Linked DNA regions of Homo sapiens: region 2 is linked to region 1. A link is a loop called in an ENCODE intact Hi-C map of the cell type or tissue named here. Cell type or tissue: Caco-2. All regions are shown on one strand. Links, peaks and the distances in the headings refer to the core of each region. The heading gives the core; the rest is flanking DNA.

What was found. Hi-C counts contacts between places; a loop is a spot of excess contacts. Peaks named below come from ENCODE experiments on the same cell type or tissue, not always from the same donor. Only the 100,000 strongest peaks of a DNase experiment are listed, where the experiment ranks them.
Region 2: it touches region 1 in a loop (2.5-fold over the local background); 5 of 110 quality-filtered maps call a loop at or near these places.

What each region holds. Positions count from the first base shown.
Region 1 is chr20:38,654,775-38,662,983 of GRCh38, reverse strand. No RefSeq gene overlaps it. Among named protein-coding and RNA genes, the nearest start is that of ARHGAP40, 57 kb to the right of the region's middle. In Caco-2, for the core only: a CTCF peak has its summit at 3,888; a DNase peak (open chromatin) is centred at 3,877; H3K27me3 peaks cover 385 bases.
Region 2 is chr20:38,876,300-38,882,692 of GRCh38, reverse strand. The region is part of intron 2 of PPP1R16B (protein phosphatase 1 regulatory subunit 16B); the gene reads right to left. Among named protein-coding and RNA genes, the nearest start is that of FAM83D, 47 kb to the left of the region's middle. In Caco-2, for the core only: no CTCF peak of the experiment used is centred there; a DNase peak (open chromatin) is centred at 3,672; H3K27me3 peaks cover 126 bases.

The sequences.
Region 1 (8,209 bases), core at 1,432-6,431:
CGGGAGTTCGAGACCAGCCTGACCAACATGGAGAAATTCCGTCTCTACTAAAAATACAAAATTAGCTGGGCGTGGTGGCACACGCCTGTAATCCCAGCTACTTGGAGGCTGAGGCAGGAGAATCGCTTGAACCTGGGAGGTGCAGGTTGCGGTGAGCCGAGATCACACCATTGGACTCCAGCTTGGGCAACAAGAGCGAAACTCTGTCTAAAATACATATATATATATATATATATATACACACACACACATATATACATATCATAACATTTGCTGTTTTAGCCCTTTTGACTGTGCAATCCAGTAGTGGCATTAAGTCCATGCATATTGTTGTGAAAACATCATTTTAAAATTACAAAAACAAGCATGGCTACATTACAAAATAAAATGTAAAATTCATGTGAATATTTGAGAGGAAATCATAAAATTTCACAAAAGAGCAACTTGTGTGGCTGCCTTGGAAGCTTGGAATGGCAGCTAGTTCTGTCTCATTCATGGCAGTATCCCCAGGTCCCATCACAGGGCTGTAGACAGAGGACACCATGAGAACATTTGATTTTAAATGAAATGTCAACTCATATTTTAATTAATTAATTAATTAATTTTTGAGACAAGGTCTTGCTCTATAGCTCAGGCTGGAGTGCAGTAGCGCGATCATAGCTCACTGCAGCCTCAACCTCCTGGGCTCAAGTGATCCTCCCACATCAGCTTCCTAAGCAGCTGGGACTACTGGCACATGCTGCCACGCCTGGCTAATTTATTTTTATTTTTTATTTTTAGTAGAGACAGGGTCTTGTCCTGTTGCCCAGGCTGGTCTCAAACTCCTGGGTTCAAGCAATCCTCTCACCTTGGCCTCCCAAAGTGCTGAGATTACAGGCATGAGCCACGGCATCCAGCCTTCAACTTTTATTTCAGATACATTCAGGGAGTACATGTGCAGGTTTGTTATACGGGAGTATTATGTGATGCTGAGGTTTGGAGTATGGATCCTGTCACCCTGGTAGTGAGCATAGTACCCAATAGGTAGTTTTTAACCCACCCTCCCCCTCCCCCATAGTAGGCCACAGTGTCTACTGTTCCCATATTTATGCCCATGTGTGCTCAACGCTTAGCTCCCACTTATAAGTGAGAACATGAGGTATTTGGTCTTCCGTTCCTGGGTTAATTTGTTTAGGATTATAGCAAGAATAGTGTTTTGAATGGATGAATGAATAATTGAATGAGCCAATGGGTAGAGTTCATGTTTGCTCCAAGCTCACCTGCACTTTCCTCTTCCCTTAGGGCCCTTTTTTGGGAAAATGTCAGGGAATATTGTCCCACAGTGTTTCTGACTCAGGGGCATTTCCTGAGCCCAGGCCTTCTAGAGGGAGTGGCTCAGCCCCTGAGGATTGGCGCCAGCCTGGGTGATGGTCAAGGGCTCTCCTGCCCTTCTCTAGGCTCCACTGTACTCCAGCCTGGGCAACAGAGCAAGACCCTGTCTCAAAAAACAAAAAACAAAAAACAAAAAACCAGCATGACAATAAACATTCTATTGTAATTTCCCAGATTTCAAAGGAATCTTTTTACTCATTATTTTAAAAGCCTGCACAAAACTTCATCTATTCAGCCAGTCTCCCTATGTTTCGTTTCGTTTCTTTTCTTTTCTTTTTTGAGGTAGGGTTTCGTTCTGTCACCCAGGCTGGAGTGCAGTGGCACAATTATAGTTCACTGTATCCTCAAACTCATGGATTCAAGTGATCCTCCTTCCACTTCCTGAGTGCACACCACCATGCCAGACTAACTTTTTGATATTTGGATGAGACGAGGTCTTACTATGTTGCCCAGGCTGGTCTCAAACTCCTGAGCTCAAGCCATTCTCCCTACTAGCCTCCCAAAGTGCTAGGATTACAGGCATGAGCCACCACGCTGGCCCTTATGTTTTGACATTAAATTGTTTCACAATTTTCCATGTTAACCATATTAGTTATGATGAGTTAGGAAGCTATTTGGCCTGGACCCTGACATCCTAAATCTTGGAGCAACACCTACAAGCCCTGCAAAGTCACCTTGGAGATACAGGCACCAGGGACAAGCCAGGTCATACTTAAATTTTATAATTTGTGGGGGCTTTGGTCCCAATGACTTCTGTGGAAACCCAGATCTGCCTCCCAATTCTGGTCTAAGTCTACTTCAGCCAAGGGGATCTCTTTCTTCTATGCCTGGGGTCCTGCAGACATAACTCCTCCTGGCAATGGAGTACAGAGGCATCAGCAGCCTGGATCTTCTCTTAAAGTGAAATTGTGCAGCCAGCATAAACAATGCTGAAAGAATTAGCTTCACGATATAGCCTTTCCACAATTAGAGATTATTTCCTTAGGCTACAAATCCAGATCAACTGAGAGGAAGAATCTGAATGTTTTAACTACTCTTTGAATGTAGTAAAGTTCTAATAGAAATGAAAAGAGGGGACATGTCCTATAAGGTGCTTTTCCCAGTAGCCCACCTAATCTGCCAACCTTGTCCTTCACTTCCTTTACCAAGCATGGTGAGGAATACAGAAGCCAACCAGGCCCAGGGGCTGGTCTGCTCAGAACCCAGGCCAAGAGGAAATGTGGGCACCCACGTCTGTGAAGCAGGAGGAAACCCACTTCATGGGATTGAAAGGGAGGAAGCCTGAAAAGCTCTTCCCATAGTTCCTGGTCCATGCTGGGACCCAGGAGATGCTAGCCATTGCTCTCAACTCTTTACATTTTAGCTCTCATAAAAGGTCAAAGCGGGTCTAAGTCAGGTGGCCATAGAGTATAGGGTTCTTTTGTTTTTGTGTTTTTTTTAGAGACAGAGTCCTGTTCTGTCACCCAGGCTGGAGTGCAGTGGTGTGATCATAGCTCACTGCAGCTTTGAACTCCTGGGCTCTAGTGATCCTCTCACCTCAGCCTCCGGAGTAGCTGGGACTACAGGTACGCACCACCATGGCCGGCTGATTTTTAAATTTCTTGTAGAGGCGGGGTCTCCCTTTGTTGCCCAGGGTGGTCTCAAACTCCAGGCCTCAAGCCATCCTTCCATCTCGGCTTCCCAAAGTGCCAGGATTACTGGCGTGAGTCACAACGCCCACCCAAGGTGCAGGGTTCTGTGAAAGGAAAAGGCAGACAGAATTTGGGGTATTTTTTTTCTTTCCAATAGAGAAGAAAAATCTCACTGAAGGAGGAAAGTGGGGTCTTGGCTAATCATAATCTCTTTGCATTTCCCCATCCCCACCCCTGGTTTAACATCAGCTGCCGCCCCCACTCGCCTTCATCCCATGTGCTTTGTGCCCCCACCCCCGTGACTCATACTCCTCAGATCCATCAGGGCCCAATTGTTCTCCAGGCCTCCGGTCCAAAGCTCTTGATGGATTTAGTAATTGGGGTAATTACGGTAATTTTACCTTAAAGACAGGCAGCTGCAGATTTTCTATTGGGGAGCCCCCTCCCTGGGCCTCCTGCCAGCCAACGTACAGGAACAATGACAAGTGGCTCCCACTCCCCTGCCCCAGAATGCAAAGTGGTTGGGGATGGGGGTGGGGAGTTCTCAATAGAAGGCATCTCCCACCCTCTCAGCAGCCCTGGGAGGCAGGCACGGGACAGCAGCACGGGTTTGCCAGGAATCATTTTCCTTTCTACCACCCCAGCCTTGGAAAAACCAAGAAAAGGGGATGACCCCCTCCCCCAGCCCACCATCATTCCCTGCAAGTCTGTGGATGAAGTCCCTTATGGATCCCTAAAAGCTTCAATTCCACATATCCTGTGATCTCCAGGTGTGAGGAGCAGGCAGGAATGATGGGTCCTTGGAGGTGGTGGCCCACACCTGCCCACAGCCAGGTACCAGGCAGCATCGTCCACCGTCCCTGGAGCAAGAGCCTGGGCTGCCCTGCCCCAAGCGGCAGACTAAGGAATATTCACCCCTGTCCCAGTGCTCTCAGATGCCAAAGAGCCAAGAGCTAAGGAGGACTTCGGAGGTGGAGGACTTGGGAGGTGGGAGAAGCTCTCTAAGCTGAAATCAGCTTAGAGAGCTTCTCAGAGAGGAGCAACTTGAATTAGGCCTTGAAGAATGTATGAGACTCCTTTGGCGTGCCGGGGGCAGTGAGTCCCAAGCCTGTCTCTGGAACAGATTAGCAGCACAGTCTCCTAAAGGAGGATTTGGGGGCTGCATTTAGGGGAGCTGAGGGTAAGCCTAGGGCATTCTCAGAATTCCCAGGCAGGGCGGCTTGATAGATGTAAATGTTTCCTGTCTTCCTAAATCTCTCAGGATCCATTTGCAGCCCCTGCCCACTCTGCCCCCTGCCCGCTTGCCTTCTCTCAATTCCAGCCACACCAGCTATGCAGAGTCCATCTCAGGGCCTAACATGTTGTTCCTTCTGCCTGGGATGCTCCCTTCCACCTCTCACCCACTCACCTTTCAAGCCTCAGCTTGATATCACTGCCCCAGAAACCTCCTGGGAAACCCCAGATCCAGTCCAGCCACCACCCCCCAACCCTATATGTTTGTGTCTCCCTGTCCTTCTTCATTGCATTTACCGTATTGTGAGTATAGAAAAATGTGTGTGATGACTGATTTCTTTTTCCACCCGAGTGCAAACTCCAAAAGGAAGTTCTGTGTGGTGTTGAGTCAATGTTCCATTCCCAGTGCCTAACTCTCAATAGACATTTTTGTTGATTGCACGTTGAAACTTTTCAACAGGCAGAAACTGGAGTGGTGGGAATGCATTCTAAGAAAAGGGGCCAACGTATGCAGAGGCTGTGATGCAGGAGCAGACAGAGTGAGTTCAGAGGACACTGGGGCCAAAAAGGGGAGGGGAGAGGGAACAAGGAGGCAGGCAGAATAGCTGGGAGGGGCTCTCTCTGCTTCATGGGAGTTAGGGCTGGGCTTTTGGGTGGCCCCTGCTAGTGATGAGGAACCTTGGCGAGAGTGAATCTCCTTCCAAGGTGTCTCCTGGAGACACTGTGCCTTGGAGCAAAGGGATGCTTGAGTTGGGGAGCTAGGGGCTGGGAGAAGGGTGGAGGAATCAAAGGTCAGATAAGGGACATGGTACCCTACATTAGCCCCACGGGTTTGTAGAAATTACTGAGAACATAACTCTAGTTAATTGAATTTCCAAATAAGTGAAGTGATACTGTCGACCCAATCCAGATCTCTCAAGCTTGTGACTTCAGTGTGCTCCAACAAGTCCCGCGGATGGAGTCTTCCCTCCAACACACACAGGCTGGACGTTCAGGGGTATGACCACCCAAAGCAGCCTTGAGCAGTAACTGACCATGATGGGGGCTTTTTTTTTTTTTTTTTTTTTTGACAGGATCTCGCTCTGTCACCCAGGCTGGAGTACAGTGATGTGATCATGGCTCACTGCAACCACTGCGACCTTGACCTCCTGGACTCAAGTGATCCTCCCACCTCAGCCTCCTGAGTAACAGGGACCACAGGCATGTACTACCACATCCAGCTAATTTTTAATGTTTTTAAACTGTAGAGACAGGGTCTTCTTTGTTGCCCTGGCTGGTCTTGAACTCCTTGACTCAAGCGATCCTCTTGCCTCTGTCTCCCAAAGTGCTAGGATTATAGGTGTGAGCCACCGTGCCCAGCCCAGAGTGGGCTTTTCAATACTCCTGCTTCCTTGCTTCCCAGGGGTAACCAACCCTGAGAAGTGTCTCCATGGTCTCCCTGGGTTCCCCAGTGGGATTCAGCTCCAGTCACCCACACAGTAGCTGGTGCGATGCGGTAGCTGGTGTGATGCAGTAGCTGGTGTGATGCGGTAGCTGGTTTGATGATGCGCTGCTTATTGGCGCCTTCCCTTGCCTGTCTCATGTCTCCACTCCCCTGCTGCTGTTTCCTTCGCCTCCCACATAAATGACTTTCACTGGAGTCCTTGTCTCACTGCCTGCTTCTGGGGACCCACACTGAGACGCTGCCAAGCCAGGGGATGCCCGCAGGGCACTCTAGGGACTTCCTAATGGAACATCCAAGGCCTGGGCTCCACTACTACCTTGGCCACTACAGGCAGAGCACCCCTCTGTGTGGTCCACATGTGCCAATTGGCCTCACTGTGGTCTTTGTGGCACTAGGCCTTTGCGACACTAGGCCAGACTGGTGCTCCCTGTGTCCTGGGGCTACCTGCAGTTGTTGGGGGCAGGCCACTTCGGGCCACCAAGAGGCATGACCAGTGTGACATGGGAGCATCAATGAATGGCCAGAGGGCTCAGCCCTGTCCTCCAGCACTAGGGAAGTGGAGGGCATTCGTAGTTGCGGAATTTGTCAACTTGTCCTGCTTCTCACCTCCCTCCTTGGGGGTCCCATTTCTCCACCTCGCCCACCTCCCACAGGGGCCAATGAATGGCCCAGATCCTCCTAGGATTGGACCCCAAAGGCCCCGCCCACAGTTCTGGCCAGCCAATCACTGCCTCCGTTGAAGATGGGTACAAAGGGAGGGGTCTGGGTGGAAACAGAGAGAGAGAGAGAGAGAGAGAGAGAGAGGAGAAAGAAAAGAAGAAAGAAAGAGAAAGAAAGAAAGAAAGAAAGAAAGAAAGAAAGAAAGAAAGAAAGAGAAAGAAAGAGAGAGAAAGAAAGAAAGAGAGAGAGAGACTAGAGAGAGCTCCTGGGGAACCTGATTCAGCTCCTGGGGAACCTGATTCATCCCTTAGCCCAGGCTGTCCCAACAATCCCTCTGACCTGCACACAACGAAAGCGTCGACAAGGGCTTTGGCCGAGATCTTTCTCTTCCTTTTATCTGCAGAGCTCCTCTCCCAGCTCATCCCGTGGCTGGCCCCTTCTCATCATTTTGGTGTCGGTTCAAGGGTCGCCTCCTCAGACAGGTCACATCTGCCCCACCCCAGCACCCATGGCTCCTGTCCATGCTGATGGCTTTCTATTGCCAGAACCTAGGACTCTGCCTAGATCCTCCTCTGGCAGAGGAGGGTGCTGAGCCTGCCTGGGGGACCAGGTAGAAATGCCGGGGGGCAAACGCCCTGGGAGTAGTCCTCCACCAGTAAGTGGTGGGGGTTGGTGGTTAACACTCTCCCTTCTTTACTCCACGTGTCAGCGGCGTATTCTACGCGGCTTCCCGGGAACCCCTGCAGCGTGGAGTCCCAGTTGCCCGAAGCCGTAACCTGCTCTTTAGCACACCTTCACTGGCTTCTCCCCTCCCCGCCTCACTTCCCCATTCCTCCACTGCGTCTTTCTGGGATCACCTCCCAAATAAGCACCCTGCCCTCTGGTTCCTCGTTCAGGGTCTGATTCTGAGGGCACTCAATCTAAGACCCTTCCCTGGCCCCTCAAAGCAAAGATTCGCCCACATTCCCCACGTCCTCTCTCGTCTCTGTTTTACTTTTCTCAGCAGAATTGTATTACAATATAAAATCTTTTCATTTCTAGGTTAGTATATCTCTCGCTCGCTAGACTGTGAGCTCCACAAGGGCTGGGACCTTCCTTGATTTGCTCATCACTGTGGCCCCAGCCTAGCCCAGTGCCAGGCACACAGTAGGTGCTTGATATAATTGTTGCGTGACTGTAGGTTTCCTCATTTCATCCTCATCATCCTCTTTGGTGATCTAGAAAGAGCAAACTGAATCTCTAGGAGCATAGAGATTCAGTTTGCAAATTACCTGCAAATTTTGGTTTGGGCAAATTACCTGCAGCCCCATAGCAATAAATGCAGCCTCTCCCAGGAAAGCACACACCTGAGGGCCAGGTGAGAGTCCGCCCCTGCTGAGGCTCATTTCCACCCTTTGTCCAAGGAAACTCTCCTGGTTGAAGACATCTTTACAAATTCCATCCTCCTTCCTCTCAGAAGATGGAGGCAGCTAGGAGCTTCTATTAGCTTACTAAGACTCCTATAACAAACACCACAGGGTGGCTTAAACAACAGAAGTCTATTTTCTCACGGTTCTGGAGGTAGGAAACCCAAGATCAAGGTACCAGAAAATGTGGGTTTTGGTGAGGCTTCTCCTAGCTCGCAGACAGTTGCCACCTCACTGCGTCCTCGCGCCGCCTGTCCTCTCTGCTCTCGTGGGGAGAGAGAGGGGGCTCTGGTGTCTCTTCCTCTTCCTGTGAAGACACCAGCCCTATTGGATGAGGGTGCTACCCTTAGGACCTCATTTTACCTTCATTACTTCATTAAAGGCCTTATCACCAAACACAGTCACCTTGAGAATTAGGGATTCAACATATGAATTTTGGGAGGACACGATTCCATTCACAACAG
Region 2 (6,393 bases), core at 1,394-6,393, 220 kb before region 1:
GCAGCACTTACTTTGTTACCCATGGAGCTACTTGTTCCTGAGGGCATGAAACTATTTGTCAGTGTAGTCCCACAGACATGGGGCACAACAGGAGTATGACTCAGGAATAAAAAGCAATGATTGTGACTTTTGTACAAAATCGAGTGAGGCCAGATGTAGTGGCTCACACCCGTAATCCCAATGCTTTGGGAGGCTGAGGCCGTAGGATCACTTAAGGCCAGGAGTTCGAGGCTGCAGTGAGCTGTGATTGTATCACTGCACTCCAGCCTGGATGACAGAGCAGGATGCTGTCTCTTAAAACAAGAACAAGAACAACAACAACAACAACAAACTTAAAAAAAAATGAGTGAGCAGACACCCTTCCTTGAGCCTCCCTCATCAACACCACCTGACCTGGAGGCTGACCACAGCAGTCCTTCAGCCCCACCCAACACTGTCCCCCTCTGCAGGCTGGATACAGGGGACTCAACATGTCCCTCTGTCCAGGATCCCACTCCTCATTCTCTCTGCCCTGTGCCCTTGCTCTTTCTACAGCCCAGCACTAACTGTGTGCCAGGCATTGTGTTAAGCCCTTCATATCCATCAAGTCAATTAGTCCTCATAATCCAGTTACGAGGATAAGTAACCTGCTGTTATTAAATAGCTCCCTGCGATTATTGCTCCAGTTTACAGATGGGAAAACTGAGGCTCAGATTTGCATACATGAAATGATTTGCCCAAAGACACCTGGCTGGGAATGGTAGAGCTGGGATTTTCACCCAGGCCCAGCCAGCTCCGAAGAGTGAACCCTTAACCACTTTGCTAAAATGGTACCAAACAAGGACCCAGGGAAGGAAGCATATACAGCGGAGAGAAGAACAGGATGGACACAGATGTTATCATGAAGAGAGCCCACAGGGATGGCAAAAAGCTAAGAGAAAGGTCAAGAACATTGCCAATAAAGGTCAGTGTTCCAGAACATCATGTGATAGAGAAGACAGTTGCCAACAGGCATTGCTGCAGCCTTTGTGGTTACTATATTTGCAAATGAAGTCACTGAGGCACAGAAGTGAACACTGAGCCTGAGGTCCAGCGCCACCTCTGTCGGTCTCCCTGCTGCATCTCCATTGTAGGTAGACCCCAGCCTGCCCCTGCTTCCAAGCACCCTGGTGGCCTGCCTGATGTCGCCACATCCCGCCCACTGGGTTGCACCTCCTGCATGAACAGCCCAGTCCGCACTGACTTATTTCCCCCTCTTCAAGGTGCTGTCAGGACTGCTGTGTGCCCAGCCCTCTGCTCTGATAACGCCAAAGGGCCAGCACTCTCAGAGCAGCCCCTCTGCTCTCCTCCCAAGTCAAAGCTGTCCTGTGCCCCCAAGGCACTGCGCTTCCAAAAATCACCCCACTGAGCAATTGAAACCTTTCCACCCACCACTGCTCCTCCCTGGAGCAGAAATAGCCAGAAATAGCTGCTCCCAGGGAAGCCCGGCTGCCTGGAGCTGAGGGTGGAGACTCAGTCAAGTTGCATGGTGGTTTCTGCAGTGGCTGGTGCAGCCCGCCCCTCTGCCAGGCAGCTCCCCCGGGATCCTGGGTGATGACTCACCCTGGTGGACCAGAAAGACACGGGCTTCCCTCAAAGTCACATCCCCAGGACCAAGCCTCAGGTCCCAGGAGCCAGCCCCTTGCTCTTCCCCAGATAGAAAGTATCACTCTTGGCCCATTCAAGAAGAGGAGGGGTTGGACAACCGTGTGAAGACGCGTGGAAATCAGAGCCCTCGGGCCCTGCTGGTGGGAACGTAAGATGGCACAGCACTGTGGAAAACAGACTGACAGGTCCTTAAAAAGTTAAACAGCATTACCATCTGACCCAGCAATTCTACTCCTAGGTATATATTTAAGAGGAATGAACATATATGTCCACACAGAACTTTGCATATGAATGTTTTTATAGCATTAGTCGCGATATCTCTAAAGTAATACCCAAATTTCCATCAACTAATGAATAGATAAACAAAATTCCATACAATGGAATAGTATTTTTTTCTTTTTGAGACAAGGTCCCTCTCTCACCCAGGCTGGAGTACAGTGGTGTGATCAAGCTCACTGCAGCCTCAACCTCCAGGGCTCAAGCAATCCTCCCACCTCAGCCTCCTAAGTAGCTGGGAGTACAGGTGCGCACCACCATGCCCAGCTAATTTTTTTTGTATTTTTGTAGAGATGGCATTTTGCCATGTTGTCCAGGCTGGTCTCGAACTCCTCAGCTCAAGTGATCCTCCTGCCTCAGCCTCCCAAAGGGCTGGGATTACAAGCGTGAGCCACCACACCCAGCCCTGCCTGTCTTTCTCTGTCTTCACTTCACCTGGTTAATTCTTACTTAGATTCCAAGTCCCAGCTTCAATGTCATTTATTCTGCAAAGCCTCTTGCAGGTCTCCCAGGCTGGGCCAGGCACCCTTCTCATATGACTGCTGTGCCTCCCAAACTCCAAAAAGACTTAACACTATTTTATAGTTATGTATGGATTTGTCTGTGTCTTTACGACACTAAAGTTCTGGAGGGATAGGGTGAGTAGGACCATCTTTTGGCTACCGTGCTGCTCCTGTGATGTAGTTCAGGCCCCCAGTCAATTTCTGATGACCGCAGAAGTGAATGGAGCTTACCTGGCCTCTACCCAAGCCTCAGAACCAGCCAGAACATCTGTTCTTGAGCTACTCTATGCTTCTTCCTTTGGACAAGAGCATTCCCAGGCTGGGCCACAGACTTTTCCTTGTCAGAGAGAATCTTCACCCTTTGGCTTGAACAAAGAGGCCAGTTCCTCTCCTAGCATCTCTGACACCCTTAGCACCACCAGGACAAGATGGCCAAGGGGACCCCAGACACGTAGCTATAAACCTGCTCCCTTCTAGAACCTCTGTGCCCAGGACATATGTCTCTGCTAGACAGAAGGGGTTGACAGAGATTCACATCAGCTACCCAGATGCCTCTGCACATGTAACTTACATCTGGCATTGGGTGTATGCAGGAAAAGTGACAGCACACCCTTTAGGATATAAGCTCTATGCGGGCAACTCGTGTCTGTCTTCTTATGTGGGGCATGCAGCTCCTAGAGAAAGCACTCAACAAATATTTGTTGACTGAATGAACAAATTAAAAATATTTTTTTAAATTCTAAGAATAAAAAACTAAAGATACCCAGAAAACTGATGTACAAAGTAGGCCTGCAGTTAATCTTTTTCAATATGTATAGTCTTTCTGACACATGGAGGTTGGGGTGAGGTGGGGAATCACTTCCTAATGTGTGAGGGGACATTTGTGTATTCGATTTCCTCAAAGGGAGGGAGAACTGCATTTAACTCAGCTACCGTGAAGATGATATGGGCCTGTAAGATTTCTCCACCAAAGCTGCAAAGACTGTGTGCCTTGGACCCTTCCCTCTCTCTTCTTCTCCCTTCCTTCCCCTTCTCTTACCCCTCACTGTACTTAATCTCAGAGACTGAAGGCAAGGGTCCCCCTTATCCAGAAACACGAACTTGGAACTTCCTCATTCTATTCATAAATACATCAGACCCCCGCTGCACCAGGCCCCTGTTCTTTACTGATTCTACCTCCAGAATTCTCCCAGCACCTCTCCTTACAGCTTCACTGCAGACCTAGGGACCTGATCTCCCTTCCGCTCCGCAGAGCCTGGCCCGCCTAAACACGCACTGGCCGTCCGGGAGCTCTCCAAGGTATCTGCTCTTATCCCAATTCCCCTCTCCCCAGATGCCCTGAATGCCTCTTTCTGACTCGCTCTTGCTCTCTAAAACCCATCTCTCACCTCACTTCTCCTTCCAGCTATCAATCCTGAATTTTTAAAAATAGTCCATTTACTTTATATCTCCAGGCAAGTAATAGATAAAAATATTTCCAGCCCTGCAGGTAGGAGATACATGCATATAAACACTGTAATAGCTTCACAGCCATCATAATAGCATCTAACATTCATTGACTATTTTCCAAGTATAAGGCACTGTACCAGGATGTTACATGTATTATCCCAGATCCCTGGGATGCCTCAATCCCCACAACAACCACATGACTTAGGTGCTATTATTAGACCATTTGACAGATAACTTATATGATTTTCCCAAGATTATTTAGCTAGTAAGCACTGAGACTCAAATTCTAGTCTGGTTGATTCCATACATAACTGGTATTTCAGGCATGACTAATTACAAGGGACCCTCACTCAAATATAGCCAAGAATAAAATCCATTCCTATCAATGTTTAGGAAAAGGCAACAAGCTGTGTATGAAGGGGGAAGTTCCTTCAGCTCACACCTGTCCACTCTGAAGCTTCCCTCTGATTTCCCTGGTCCTGTTCTGCTGTCCCAAAACTACCTCCCCTGTCTCTGCCTTGGCTTTCAATTTTGGTCTTTCCTAAAGATGCTACTCTGCCTCAGCCCTGTATTACATAGGACATGAACAAGTGTCTGCCTGGGGAAATAAAACAAGATTTCTGAAAATTTTAAAGGTAACCACATAAGAAATTGAAGTCACTACTTGTATCTTCCATATTATCGATGGAAAAGATAAATGCAAATCAACACAGTATTCATTAAAGTCACAAAATGAAAGAAATAATAAAAGAAATAAATGCCACAAATCACGAAGCAAGATGACCGACATCCAAACATGTACCAGATGAGTAAATTGAATCATTTATCCTTCCCATAAAGCAGCAATGATTTGGTTGCCAAAAAAAAAAAAAAAAAAAAAAAAAAACAACTGTGTGCTGCTTACAAGAGATATATTCCAAACAAAATAACGGAGACTAAAATTAAAGGAATGTTCAAATATAAAACAGGCAAACACAAACACAAAGAAAGTGGAGGTGGCAGCATTACTATTATGAAGAATGGAATTCTGAGCAAATAAGGAGGTAATCAACTTTAGGCTGATCAAAAATGAGATACTTCAAAATGAAATTATAAACAGAAAGCAGATCAGTGGTCGCCTGGGGCTAGCGGTGCAGGAGGGGAGAATGAAGTCATTATCAGTGAGGAAACCTTATGAACTGCATAATCAGCAAAGTCAAATTCAGTAAAGCAAAAATGGTTAGTATAGGCTGGGTGTGGTGACTCACACCTGTAATCCCAGCACTTTGGGAGCCCGAGGCGGATGGATCACCTGACGTCAGGATTTCGAGATCAGCCTGGCCAACATGGTGAAACCCCATCTCTACTAAAAATACAAAAAAAATTAGCCGGGCGTGGTGGTGGGTGCCTGTAATCCCAGCTACTCAGGAGGCTGAGGTGGAGAATTGCTTGAACCTGGGAGGTGGAGGTTGCAGTGGGCCGAGGTCGCACCATTGCACTCCAGCGTGGGCAACAAGAGCGAGACTCCAACTCAAAAAAAAAAAAAAGTTAGTATATAAGTCAGAAGCACAGTTTTCCTAGGAATTTTCAGCACACATTCTCCCTAAAGAAAAGATCAGAGGGCAGACAAAGATTTACGAACAAGGATGTTCACAGCAGCATTGTTTATATGCATATTGTTTATAAGTGAGAAATCCTGGAAGCAACCCAAATGCCTAAACAATTGGAGGTTGATTTGGTAAATTATGAAACATCCATATAATGGAATATTCTGCAGCTGGTATCTTTGAGGAATTTCTAATGACATGGGAAAATGCTTGATATATAACATAGAATGGAAAAACAAAGAGTCAAAACTTTACATTCAATGGAATCTCAACTGGAAAGGAAAAAAATGCTTTCCATACATCCACACACTTTTCATTGGAAAAAAAATACAGTAGCTATGATTTATCAGGGATTTTTATTTTGTGTTTGCCAGTATTTCCCAAGCATTTTAAAATCCATATGTACTACCTTTATAATCAGAACTTCTCAATTTCACTAAAAAACAAAAACCTTCCGCAGAATGATAGCCAAGTGGTAAGAACTCTATTTCTGCTCAAAGTAGCTAGTGCAGAAACAAAGTCTCAACCTGGCTGACCCCATGAAGGAAGTGCTAAAGCTGGGATTCCTGTATTGAGTAGGAAGTTAAATAGCAACAATAATACAAACCATTTTGTTTGGAGAGTGCAGGGGTTGGCACACTGTGGTCTACAAACCAAATCTGGCTTAATTTTATACTGCTTGCAAGCTGAGAATGGCTTCTATTTTTTTTTTAATGGTTGAAAAAAATCAAAGAAGAGTAATATTTGGCAATACATGAACATTACATGAAAGTGGCATATCAGTGTCCAAAAACTAATTGGAACACACGCTCCCTTGTTATGCATTGCCTATGGCTGTTTTGAGGCTCCAGCAGCACAGCTGAGGAGTTAGACAGAGACCATATGGCCACACAGCCGAAAATATTTCTTATCTAGCCCTTTGCAGAAAAACTTTGCTGATCCTCAGGGTAATG